Linked DNA regions of Homo sapiens: region 1 is linked to region 2. A link is an interaction called in ENCODE POLR2A ChIA-PET data of the cell type or tissue named here. Cell type or tissue: GM12878. All regions are shown on one strand. Links, peaks and the distances in the headings refer to the core of each region. The heading gives the core; the rest is flanking DNA. Region 1 has its middle 80 kb from the start of MIR4277. Region 2 has its middle 3.6 kb from the start of MIR4457.

The links. Peaks named below come from ENCODE experiments on the same cell type or tissue, not always from the same donor. Only the 100,000 strongest peaks of a DNase experiment are listed, where the experiment ranks them.
Region 1: POLR2A ChIA-PET joins it to region 2 with 5 read pairs; 3 of 35 experiments call an interaction of 5 or more read pairs at or near these places.

The regions. Positions count from the first base shown.
Region 1 is chr5:1,626,307-1,631,614 of GRCh38, reverse strand. It overlaps the pseudogene PDCD6P1. Among named protein-coding and RNA genes, the nearest start is that of MIR4277, 80 kb to the left of the region's middle. In GM12878, for the core only: no CTCF peak of the experiment used is centred there; no DNase peak of the experiment used is centred there.
Region 2 is chr5:1,310,214-1,315,653 of GRCh38, reverse strand. No RefSeq gene overlaps it. Among named protein-coding and RNA genes, the nearest start is that of MIR4457, 3.6 kb to the right of the region's middle. RefSeq lists an enhancer at 2,557-2,626. In GM12878, for the core only: no CTCF peak of the experiment used is centred there; a DNase peak (open chromatin) is centred at 2,483; H3K4me3 peaks cover 661 bases; H3K27ac peaks cover 2,619 bases.

The DNA of each region.
Region 1 (5,308 bases), core at 23-5,022, 320 kb before region 2:
TGGCAAATCTTAGCTTAAAACTTCCTAAATGTTGACCACAGTGGATGCAAATGGCTCTGTGCATCGTCTGTTCAGTATGGTCAGATGACCACCCAGGTTCAAGTGGTTTGTCAGCAAGGTGATATGAGCCACACAGAGTGCCCTCCTCAGAGGCCATGTCTCAGAGACGTTTATTTTGAGTGGTTTTCCAGCGAGTGATGCAAGATTTATGATCCATTTTAACAGCCTGCTTTTTATGCATTTGCTCAAATTTTTAGATTTTAGGTTTAGTTTTAGGTTTTCTGTTAAACTTGCTCAACTAGGAGTGGTGGTCAAATACTGGACCGCATTAGTATGGTAGCCTGCCCACCTTGGCAGGCTCCACTGGAGTGCTTTGGGGCCGGCCTGGATTCCAGTCCTGGCTCTACCAGTTTTGTGTCCTTGCTGTTACTGGGAGGGAGTATTGAGGAAATGCATGCGAGGTGCTTCCGTGATTCCTGGCACGGAACAAGTGGTCAGTAATTGTCAGCTGTGAGTATTAGTAGTAGCTAATACACTGCTACTATTCTTGGCTAACAAGCCAGCTCAAAGCTTTGATGGTTTTCCATTACCTGATGATGGTGATGATGGTTTCCACTTACTGAACACTCACATGCTGGGCTAGGCACTTAACCCAAATCCAAGGTCAGCATTATTGTTTGGGGTTTGGGGAGACACCTCCTGCTCTGACTTGTGTGTTTGGGTTCCTGTATTTTCACCAGAGGGCATTAGTCCTGCCCCAGTTCAGCTGGTCCTCAAAGCATATATAGCTCTTTAACCATCAGCAAGTGTCAGTCAGAACATAATCTTGATTTCAGCTGCTACTAAATATCTACCAGGAGACTGCTTGAGAGAGAGAATTGCCTGACAGGTGCTGAGTCCACCATTCCTGAGATACTTTGAAATCAGTGTCTGGCTTAACCCAAGCTGTGTGTCGGGACCCTCTCACTGTGGTCCCAATGGAGTCGCTTTTGTTAGGCGCCCCCCTTTACCTTGGGCTCTGAGCTTCCTCTGCCTTTCATCTCTGCAGGATGAAGCTCCACCCGCCCTTCAGGATGCAAAGCCCTCCTCTATAAAGTGCATGCGGGGCCAGATGCAGTGGCTCACATCTGACCTCCCAACACTTTGGGAGGCCGAGGCAGGGGGATCGCTTGAGCCCAGGAGTTTGAGACCAGCCTGGACAACATTGTGAGACCCTGTTCCTTGAATTGCCCTGGGAGATTTCCTCAGCTTGTACTGGAGGCGTGTGGCCCCATGAAGCCCGTAGTCACCGTTCACCCTGAGAGACGCTGGCTTTGGGGCTCACACGCCTGCTGTGGGGCAGCCCCAGGAGATGGCCACCCTGTTTCTCCTGGAGCTGGAGCTGCGTGTGTTCTCAGAAACTGTGGTGGCTGTTCTCTTTTGTTTGCATCTTATAAACCTTTACCTGATTACATTTTCCTCTTCAATTTAGCTGGTAGAAAACTTAAAGTCAGATTGGTGGCTCGCCAGTAATGAGAGTTTAGAGTAGAGGTAAACTTTATGACATAGTCTTAGACTCTTCACTTTCTCCTCAGCCAACATGATTCACATTTACTTTATTTTGCTGTACTGTGAGTGTCTTTGTGTTCCCTGAATTCTTTCTGGAATAAGGCAGGTTGTTAGTAAGCACAGGTTTCTGGTCCATCTCATAGCCTCAGGCAGTGGGCGGTGCTGTCCGTGCTCCCTTTCTGGGTTACCTGCGGTAGCTCTGAAGTTGCAGGGCTGCGATTTGAAGCCTGATTTAGTACACCGTGTTTCTGTTGTGTTCTGTGGTGGTTTGCTCCTCACATGTGAGCATTCACCGTGGCCCTGTGTTTTTCCACCACACCTCTGCCTGGTGGCATCCTACTGGATGTCTCAGCCGAGCCACTCTGTTCTGAAGATGCCCTTGTCCTCCACCCCTTTGCTTTGGGCTCTGAGCTTCTTCTGCCTTTCATCTCTGTAGGATGAAGCCCCACCCGCCCTTCAGGATGCCAGCCTTGGCAACATCGTGAGACCCTGTTTCTACAAAAACTAAACAAGTGTAGTGGTGCACGCCTGTATTCCCAGCTACTTGGGAGGCTGAGATGGGAAGATCACTTGAGCCTGGGAGGTTGAGGCTGCATTGAGCTGAGATCAAGCCACGGCACTCCAGCCTGGGAGACAGAGCGAAACCCCATCTCAAAAAAACAAAGAAAGTGGATGCGTGCTGCTCCTGCCATTGGATCATCGCAGCATTTTTCTTTTCTCTGATATGCGCCTTTTTCCTCATCGTGGGGGCTCATGTTTTCGTAATTCCCTCTCGCTACTAGATTGTGAGCTGTGTGAAGGAAGGTTCATAGTTGAGTTGTATGTACAGGCACACAAAATTTGTCCTTGGATAGACACATATCAATCCACTTCCTTCTCCTCTCTGAATTTCTTTATTTAAAAAAAAAAGTAGAGATGGAGTCTCACTGTCTTGCCCAGGCTGGTGTCAAACTCCTAGGCTCAAGTGATCCTCCCACCTCTACTAATATGAATTATTAGGCTATGCTAATATGAATTTGTATACTAATATGATTGAAATTAGTTTGACTTCTATAATAATTGTTCTCCCAGATTGGGCTTCTGTTTTGATAGTAGAACTAAATTATTAGGCTATTTCAAGAAATTAATATATTACTGGTAGAAAAACTGAAGCTACAAAATGGCCTGGTTTCTCACTTCAGTTAAATTTGTGCTTCTGAGTGCTTGTATTCTAGGTGAAACCGCACTGAGAAGGTATTTGTGGCCTATACGCTGATTCATTGATTAGACTTCTTTGCACAGGAGAGCTGCTAAAAATTACTGCGGTGAACAGGTACGAAGAAAAAGACTGTTCTCTGCCCTTCTTTTTGCAATAAAATGTTACAAACTATCTTGAGTTTGATCCCTTTTCGGGTGTTTGGGTTTTTTTTAACATTCACATATTTCTTGGAATTATAAGAAATTAACTTTGTGCTTCTGAAGTGGGTTTGCCTTAATATAACACTGATGTATTTGTAAGGGGCATTTTTAAAGCTGTACTTTAAAAAATAATAATTCTTACATTCATTTGAAGGTTTTTTGTTTGTTTGTTTGTTTGTTTGTTTTTGAGCTGAAGGCTTGCTCTGTCACCCAGGCTGGAGTGCAATGGCATTGATCTTGGCTCACTACAACCTCTGCATCTGGAGATCAAGCGATTCTCCTGCCTCAGCCTCCTGAGTAGCTGAGGCTACAGGCACCTGCCACCATGCCCAGCTAATTTTTTGTATTTTTAATAGAGATGGGGTTTCACCGTGTTAGCCAGGATGGTCTCAATCTCCTGACCTCATGATCCGCCCACCTCGGCCTCCCAAAGTGCTGGGATTACAGGCGTGAGCCAGGGGGCCAACATGGTGAAACCCTATCTCTACTAAAAATACAAAATTAGCCGGGAATGGTGGTGTGCGCCTATAATCCCAGCTACTCGGGAGGCTGAGGCGTGAGAATCACTTGAACCTGGGAGGCAGAGGTTGCAGTGAGCTGCGATCGCGCCACTGCACTCCAGCCTGGGGGACAGTGAGACTCCATCTCAAAAAAAAAAAAAAAACACAAAAAAAGAATGGACTAACCCTTGTTTAGGTGTTACAAAATCCAGGCCAGACCAGTCTAAACTTTAATCTCATACCCAGTTCCTAGATGAGTCCCTTCTCCAGCTCAGGTTCGGCCTAAGCCTCAGGGTTCCTTACTTGGTGGGCACCACCTGCTCCCTTCCCCGCCTTTGTTCCTCTTTTTCCTCTGCTGGCTCCTCCGGGGTTGGGTGTGTTCAGAGGCAGAGACAGGCTAAAGGTCTTTGGCTTTTAGGTTCTGTTGATGGGTGAGTTCCAGATACTAGCTTTCTCTTGTAGGATATTTCATTTATTTATCTATTAAAAATATTTATTTAGAACACACCATTCATGTGCCAGACCCTGTTCCAGGCACTGGGGATAGGGTGATAAATGAGATCAACAAAAATACCTGCCCACATTAAGCTCCTGTTCTAGGGAAGACAAAAAAGAAAGAAAATACACGTGTCCTTAGTACATTAGAAGGTTCCAAGTACTGTAGAGAAAAATAAAGTAGGTTGGACTCGGTGGCTCATGCCTGTAATCCCAGCACTTTGGGAGGCTGAGGTGGGAGGATTACTTGAGCTCAGGAATTTGAGACCAGCCTGGGCAACATGGCAGATCCTGTCTCTACAAAAATAAATAAATAAATAAATAAATAAATAAATAAATAAATAAATAAATAAAAATAAAATAAAAATTAGCTGGGTATGGTGGCATGCACCTGTAGTCCCAGCCACTGGGGAGGCTGAGGAGGGAGAATTGCTTCAGCCCAGGGGGTGAAGGCTGCAGTAAGCCGAGATCGTGCCATTGCACTCCAGCCTGGGTGACACAGCCAGACCCTGTCTCAAAAAAAACGAAAGAAAGAAAATGAAAAAAAGAAAGCAGAGATGGGGCAAGCAGGGGAAGAGGACTGGTGCTGGGGTCACGGGGGAGGGGCTGGGGATGCACGGGAGGGGCTGGGGATGCAAGTTTCCTGAGTTCTCACAGTTCTCTGCCCCTCTCCTGTCTCATGGCACAAGGGCCCCCTGGGGCTTGCGGTGGTTTTGCACCAAGCTAATATCTTGTTCTTCCCAACAGATGGAGGCCCATTGAGGCTTCTCTGTCCTCCACGGGGAACAGCATTGGCCTAAACCTGCAGACACCATTGCAAAGGGAATTCAGGCAAACCGGCTGGTGAAGAATGATTCCAGCGTGGGGACAGAGGCTGACATTTCTTGCGTGGGTGATTTAATGTTGGGCCTCAATTTTTCACTCCCCCCATAAGAGTATGACATAGCCACAACCTTGCCAGGGCCCGAGGGAGGGTGGATGGACTTATCCATCCCATAGGTGTGGCTCGTGGCTGGGTGACTTGCTTCTGCCAATGAGATTTTCACAGACACGGCAGAAGCAGAAGCCTGGAATGTGTGGCGCTGCCAGGCCTGCCCTCTAAGGCTCTTGATTTTCCCCACGAGATGTGCGTGCCCCAGGGAACGGCGGCTCTGGCTGTGGGATGAGAGGCATGTGGAGCAGGCATGGTTCCCATCCTCAGCCTGGAGTCAAGGCCAGACTAGATCAGCCTAAACCCAGCCACGCCACGGGTACAGCAGTGAAGAGCGAATGCCAACTGTCCATGACAGTGACTTTCAAAGGGGCGTGTCATGTGCCTCATCCCAGCAACAGGGAAGGCATTTCTCTATCAGTCAGTTGGTAAATGA
Region 2 (5,440 bases), core at 274-5,273:
AGTTTGGGGAATGAGCCTTGAAAGTCCTTCCAGCTTCAGGACCGGCACTTGCTCTGACAGTCTGACTTCTGCCCTGTGGGCCGGCGCTCCTGCAAATGGGCAGTGTTTCAAGAGAGGACTGAGCCTCATGCAGATCCATCTCATGGGAACCCTGAAGCTTCACTGACCAACAGAGGCTCCACCTGGGCGACTTGAAACATGCTTAAAGGGTTTATCTGTCATTCATCCCGATGAGTTTAGTTCTGTTTTCCTCTTGGATTTCATTGATATTTCTGCATACCATCAAAGCCCTGTCTTATGATTGATCATGAGGTGGGACTTAGAAATGCGCTAAGTACCTGTGGATTTTAGACTGTGTCAAAGCCCTCGAAGCTGAAACAGAGGACTGACAAGGTGAGGGCCCGGGGTCCCCCACGGTGGAACTGCAGTGTCCTGATCGCAGCTGGTGGGCTCCGTACCTGGGCAGGATGGGCTCTACTGGAGCAGCCAGTGTCCAGAAGGAGCTTCTGTCTCTACCCCTTGGCACTGGCCACTCATTTTATAGAAGAGATTTTCTTTAGACCAGAGTTTATTAGAAAGCCAAGGAAAATGAGAACACGTCCCCCTGTGAAGTACCTGCCACACATAGCCCTGTTGAAGCCAGTTTGGTGGCTGTTGGGTCTTTGGCAACGAGATCAGTCTGTTGGCCTCGGCCCCGGTAAGCCCCACAGGCCAGGGGTCTGGAGGAAGGATGGGGTGCAGCCTGCGATAGGTGAGGCTACGGAACCCTGACGAAGCAGGGGCTGTGTTCGAGGAGTGATCCATGCGGAGGAGGGAAACCAGGAGGAGGTCTTGGCGTATACCACACTGCTTACCCCTTTCCTGAAGCAGGCACAGGACCCAAGGGGGTGTGGCGCCCTGTGGCCCACCATGCTTTCAGAGCAGCAGCCTCTGCAGAGACACTGGTCCCAGAAAAGCCACCGCCTGAGTGTCCCCCAGCCACGGCCACCATCCCCACAGCTTTCATGCTTCAAGCAGCATATTTGTTCTCTGATGGTTCTGGAGGCCAGGAGTCCAGACCAGACCTCCCTGCGCGGCCACTGGGGTGTGGGCAGGCCCTGCCCTCCAGGGGCTCCAGGTGCTCCGTTCCTCGTGCTCTCCACCTCGAGAGCTGTGCTCCTTGCATTCCCGGGCTTGTGGCCTTCTTCGCCTCACCCTAACCTTTGCCTCCGTGGTCATATCCCTGATTCTCACCCCGACCCTCTGTGGTTACATCAGTCCCAGACGATTACCCAGCATCATCTCCCATCCAAGATCCAAGTGTGATGGTGGCCACCGAGTCCACTCTGGCACGTGGGATCACATCCGCGGTTCTGGGGCTGAACCGGGATGTCTGGGGGGACATGCCCACCTCCCCCTCATCCTGCCATTTCCCTTGTTGAACCTTCAGTGTGATGTCCCAGTGGCTTCTGTCCTGCTGGCTGGACTCAGCTGGTGCACTGAGAGGCAGACACTTTTTTTTTTTTTTTTTTTTTGAGACGGAGTCTCGTTCTGTCACCCAGGCTGGCACTGCAACCTCTGCCACCCGGGTTCAAGCGATTCTCCTGCCTCAGCCTCTCGAGTAGCTGGGGTTACAGACATCTGCCACCACGCCCGGCTCATTTTTGTATTTTTAGTAGAGATGGGGTTTCACTATGTTGCCAGGCTGGTATTGAACTCCTGACCTCACGTGATCTGCCCGCCTTGGCCTCCCAACGTGCTGGGATTACAGGCATGAGTTGCTGCACCAGGCCGGCAGGCACTTTTAAAAAACTTGTTGCTATACAATTTCCACACAGTGTCATGGCAGATGCACCCCGTGCAGCTCAACAAGCCCTGCATGCTTCCAGACTCCAGCACCAAGCACCCGAGTCAGGCTACAGACAGACCCCGGCCCCACGGGGCCCTCTCAGTGGAAACCAGGCGGGTGAACCCAGCCCATGGGTCACCGGGTCCAAGTCCCACACATGAACAGTCATGCTGGGAGCTCTGGTACCCAGGTTCTCGGGCTGGGCTCTGTCTGGCGTCCATCTGTGTTGTCGCAAGCGGTGCTCATTGTGACTTTCTTCCATGTGGCATTCCATGGCACGAACCGGGGCCGTTACGGATCAAATCATGCACGTGGCTGTGCCTGCCTTTGGGCACAGACCCAGGGGGGACATGGCTGTTGTGGTGCATGTGTGCTGAGCTCCAGTACATGTCACCCGTGTTCTAAGGGGTCTGTGCCACTCTGGCTGTGCACTGTGGCATGTGAGCCCCATGGCATCACCCCTTCTCCAGCACACAATGCTGCTGTCTAATTTTAGCCACTCTGGTGGGTGTGTAGTGGAGCCTTTTCGCGGTTTAAATGTGCATTTCCCTGCTGACTAGCGGCGTTGAAAACCCTTTGTATCCTCACCAACCCTCTGGGTGGCTTCTCTTTGTGTTTTCTGTTTCCTGTTCCCTCCAATCACACCTTGCAGAGCTGATTGTGCAGGGCTGGCTCACTGAAGCTGCCGTGGCCACGGACGGTGAGGCTGAGACCATTTCCTCCTGTCTGTTGTCTAAAATCATCCCCTAAGGCATTTGTGGATGCAACTGATGAAACCGCCTAAGTCTGCGGTTTCCTTTGTGGGATATTTTTTTCACTACTGTTTTAATTTTTGTAACTTCTGTGATAATAATACCATGCAGATTTTCTATTTCCCCTTGATGTTTTATTATATTTTGTTTAAAGAATTTGTCCGTTTGACCTAAAATGACAACTGTCTTTTTTTTTTTTTTCAAGACAAGGTCTAACTCTGTTGTCCAGGCTGGAGTGCAGTGGTGCAATCTCAGCTCACTGCAGTCTCAACCTCCCTGGGCACAGGCGATCCTCCCACCTCAGCCTCCTGAGTAGCTGGGACTACAGGCACACCTGGCTAATTTTTGTATTTTTAGTAGAGGCGGTTTCACCATATTGGCCAGGGTGGTCTTGAACTCCTGACCTCAATTGATCTGTCCACCTCAGCTCCCCAAATTGCTGGGATTACAGGCCTGAGCCACCATGCCCAGCCAATTTTTGTATTTTTTTGTAGCAATGGGGTCTTGCCATGTTGCTTAGGCTAATCTCAAACTCCTGGGCTCAAGCAATCCACCACCCACCTCGGCCTCCCAAAGTGCTAGGACTACAGGTGTGCACCACTGCGCCTGGCCCAAATATCAACTGCCTTGGCATGACATTGGCATAGCACTGTCTTGATTTACGTGACACCTGTGGCAACGTCTGCTTCTCCACCCCTGTGTGAGCTTGTGGGGGCGGCCACAACAAAGCACTGTGGCTGGCAGCTTCAATAGCAGACATTGGCCAACTCAGTTCTGGAGGCCACGGTCCCAGATCAGGTGTGGGCAGGACTGGCTCCCTCTGAGGCTGCGAGGGATGCTCTGTGTCAGCCTCTCCTTGGCTTGTACATGGCCGTCTTCTCCCTGTGTCCTCACATCATCTTCCCTTGATGCCCGTCTGTCTCTGTGTCCAGATTTCTCCTTCTTATAAGGACACCAGTCACTGGCTTAGGGCCACCCTAATGACCCCATCTTAACTAATCACACGTGCAAATATTCTATTTCCAAATAAGGGCACATTCTGAAGTTCTGGGGGTTAGGACTTTAACACGTAGATTTTGGGGAGGACACAGTACAATCCGTAACAACTTCTTATGAGATCAGAGGTGGGACTTGGACCCCAGACCCAATTGAGGACTAGCTGAAACACAGCCAGGGCGGAAGCGGCTTTCCATGAGACACACCCACCAGTGTTTACCATTGCCGTGGCAACCCCCAGGCGTTACCACCCACTTCCATGGCAATGACCCCACTACACAACGGTTACTACCCCTTCCCTAGAAATTTCTGCATAAACCGCCCCTTAGTCTACATGTAATTAAAAGTGGGTACAAACCTGACTGCAGACCTGCCCTGAGCTGCTGCTCTCAGCACACCACCTATGAGGAGCCCTGCCTGGCAGGAGCAGCCCCGGGGCTGTCACAACACCTGTGGGGAGCCCTGCCCTGGACGCATTGACTTCGGGAGCCCTGCCCTCAGCGCGCCGCCTGTGGGGAGCCCTGCCCCACGGGAGCAGTCCTGGGGCTGTCACACTGCCTGACCTGTAACCCTGCTGCTTCCATACAGCTGTTTCCTTCCACCCTACTGAGGCAGGAGAATAGGGTCTGGAGGCAGGGAACCTAAGGCTGATTCACGCTGACTTCCTAGAACGAAATCAAAAGGAAAACCCCAACTTTCCATGCCCAAGTTACCAAAGAACCAGAAGCTATTCCCTTTGCAATACCTCCCCCTTTTTTCTGAGTGGCAGATGAAAAATTGAAAGTACCTCTGATGAGTCCCCTCCTGCAACCAATCAGACTGGTCGTGGGCCAAGTCTTCATTTGTATGGGAATATAATGCTGTAACTTCAATTCAGCCTCTGATTGTTCGCTTCCCACAACCAAGCCAACCAACTGTGGGTCACTACTTCATTTACATAGGGCATACACCAAGTAACCAATGGGAAACCTCTAGAGGGTATTTAAACCCCCAAGATTCTGTACCTGGGCTCTTGGGCCACTTGCTTGAGCCCACTCCCACTCTGTGGAGTGTACTTTTGTTTTAATAAATCTGTGCTTTTTTTTTTCATTGCTTTGTGGATTTTGTCCAATTCTTAGTTCAAAACACCAAGAACCTGGACAACCTCCACTGGTAACACTACCACTGGCTCATCCTTGAGTGAAGCCAAGAACCCTCACCTGCTAAGCCCCACTTTGGGGCTTGCGTGTCCTGCATCACTTACATAGTTACTTGTATCTTTATTTTTCTGGAATGACCTGTTTTTGTCATTTTCATTATTATTAGTTTTTCTTAGAAGAGTAAATGTTAAATGTTTAGCTTTGCTGATTGTTGATATTTTGTTTTCTCCTTCACTAATTTCTGCTCAGATCCATTACTTGTTTCTTTGTACATTCATTGGTCTATTTTCATATTTCATTTCATACCTTTAGAGCTGGTTAATGAGCTCATTAATCTTTAGCCTTGTTCTAGGAACTTTCACTTCTGGACAAAATGAAGCAACAGGAACGGGATTCGTCCTCCCATTTGACATGACAACACAACCAACAATAGACTAGACAAAATGTATGAAATCACAGCCCTAAAGATCCTGAAGCTCAGCCAAGGAAAGAAGGTGAACCTCAAAAGGCAGGAGCCAAATGCGGCAAGCCTACAATCGCTTACCTGGGAAGACTGTCCGGGCAATGGTGCCCACCTGAGGCTGGACCTGGTCGTCTCCCTGGGGCGAGGAGATGGAGCTGGAGACCAGGGAGGCCAAGGTGGCTGAGGTCTGAGAAAGCACTGGAGGAGTGAACTGTGTGGAAACTGGGCTTCAGGATATGTGGCTGATGGCTGGTCGGCATGT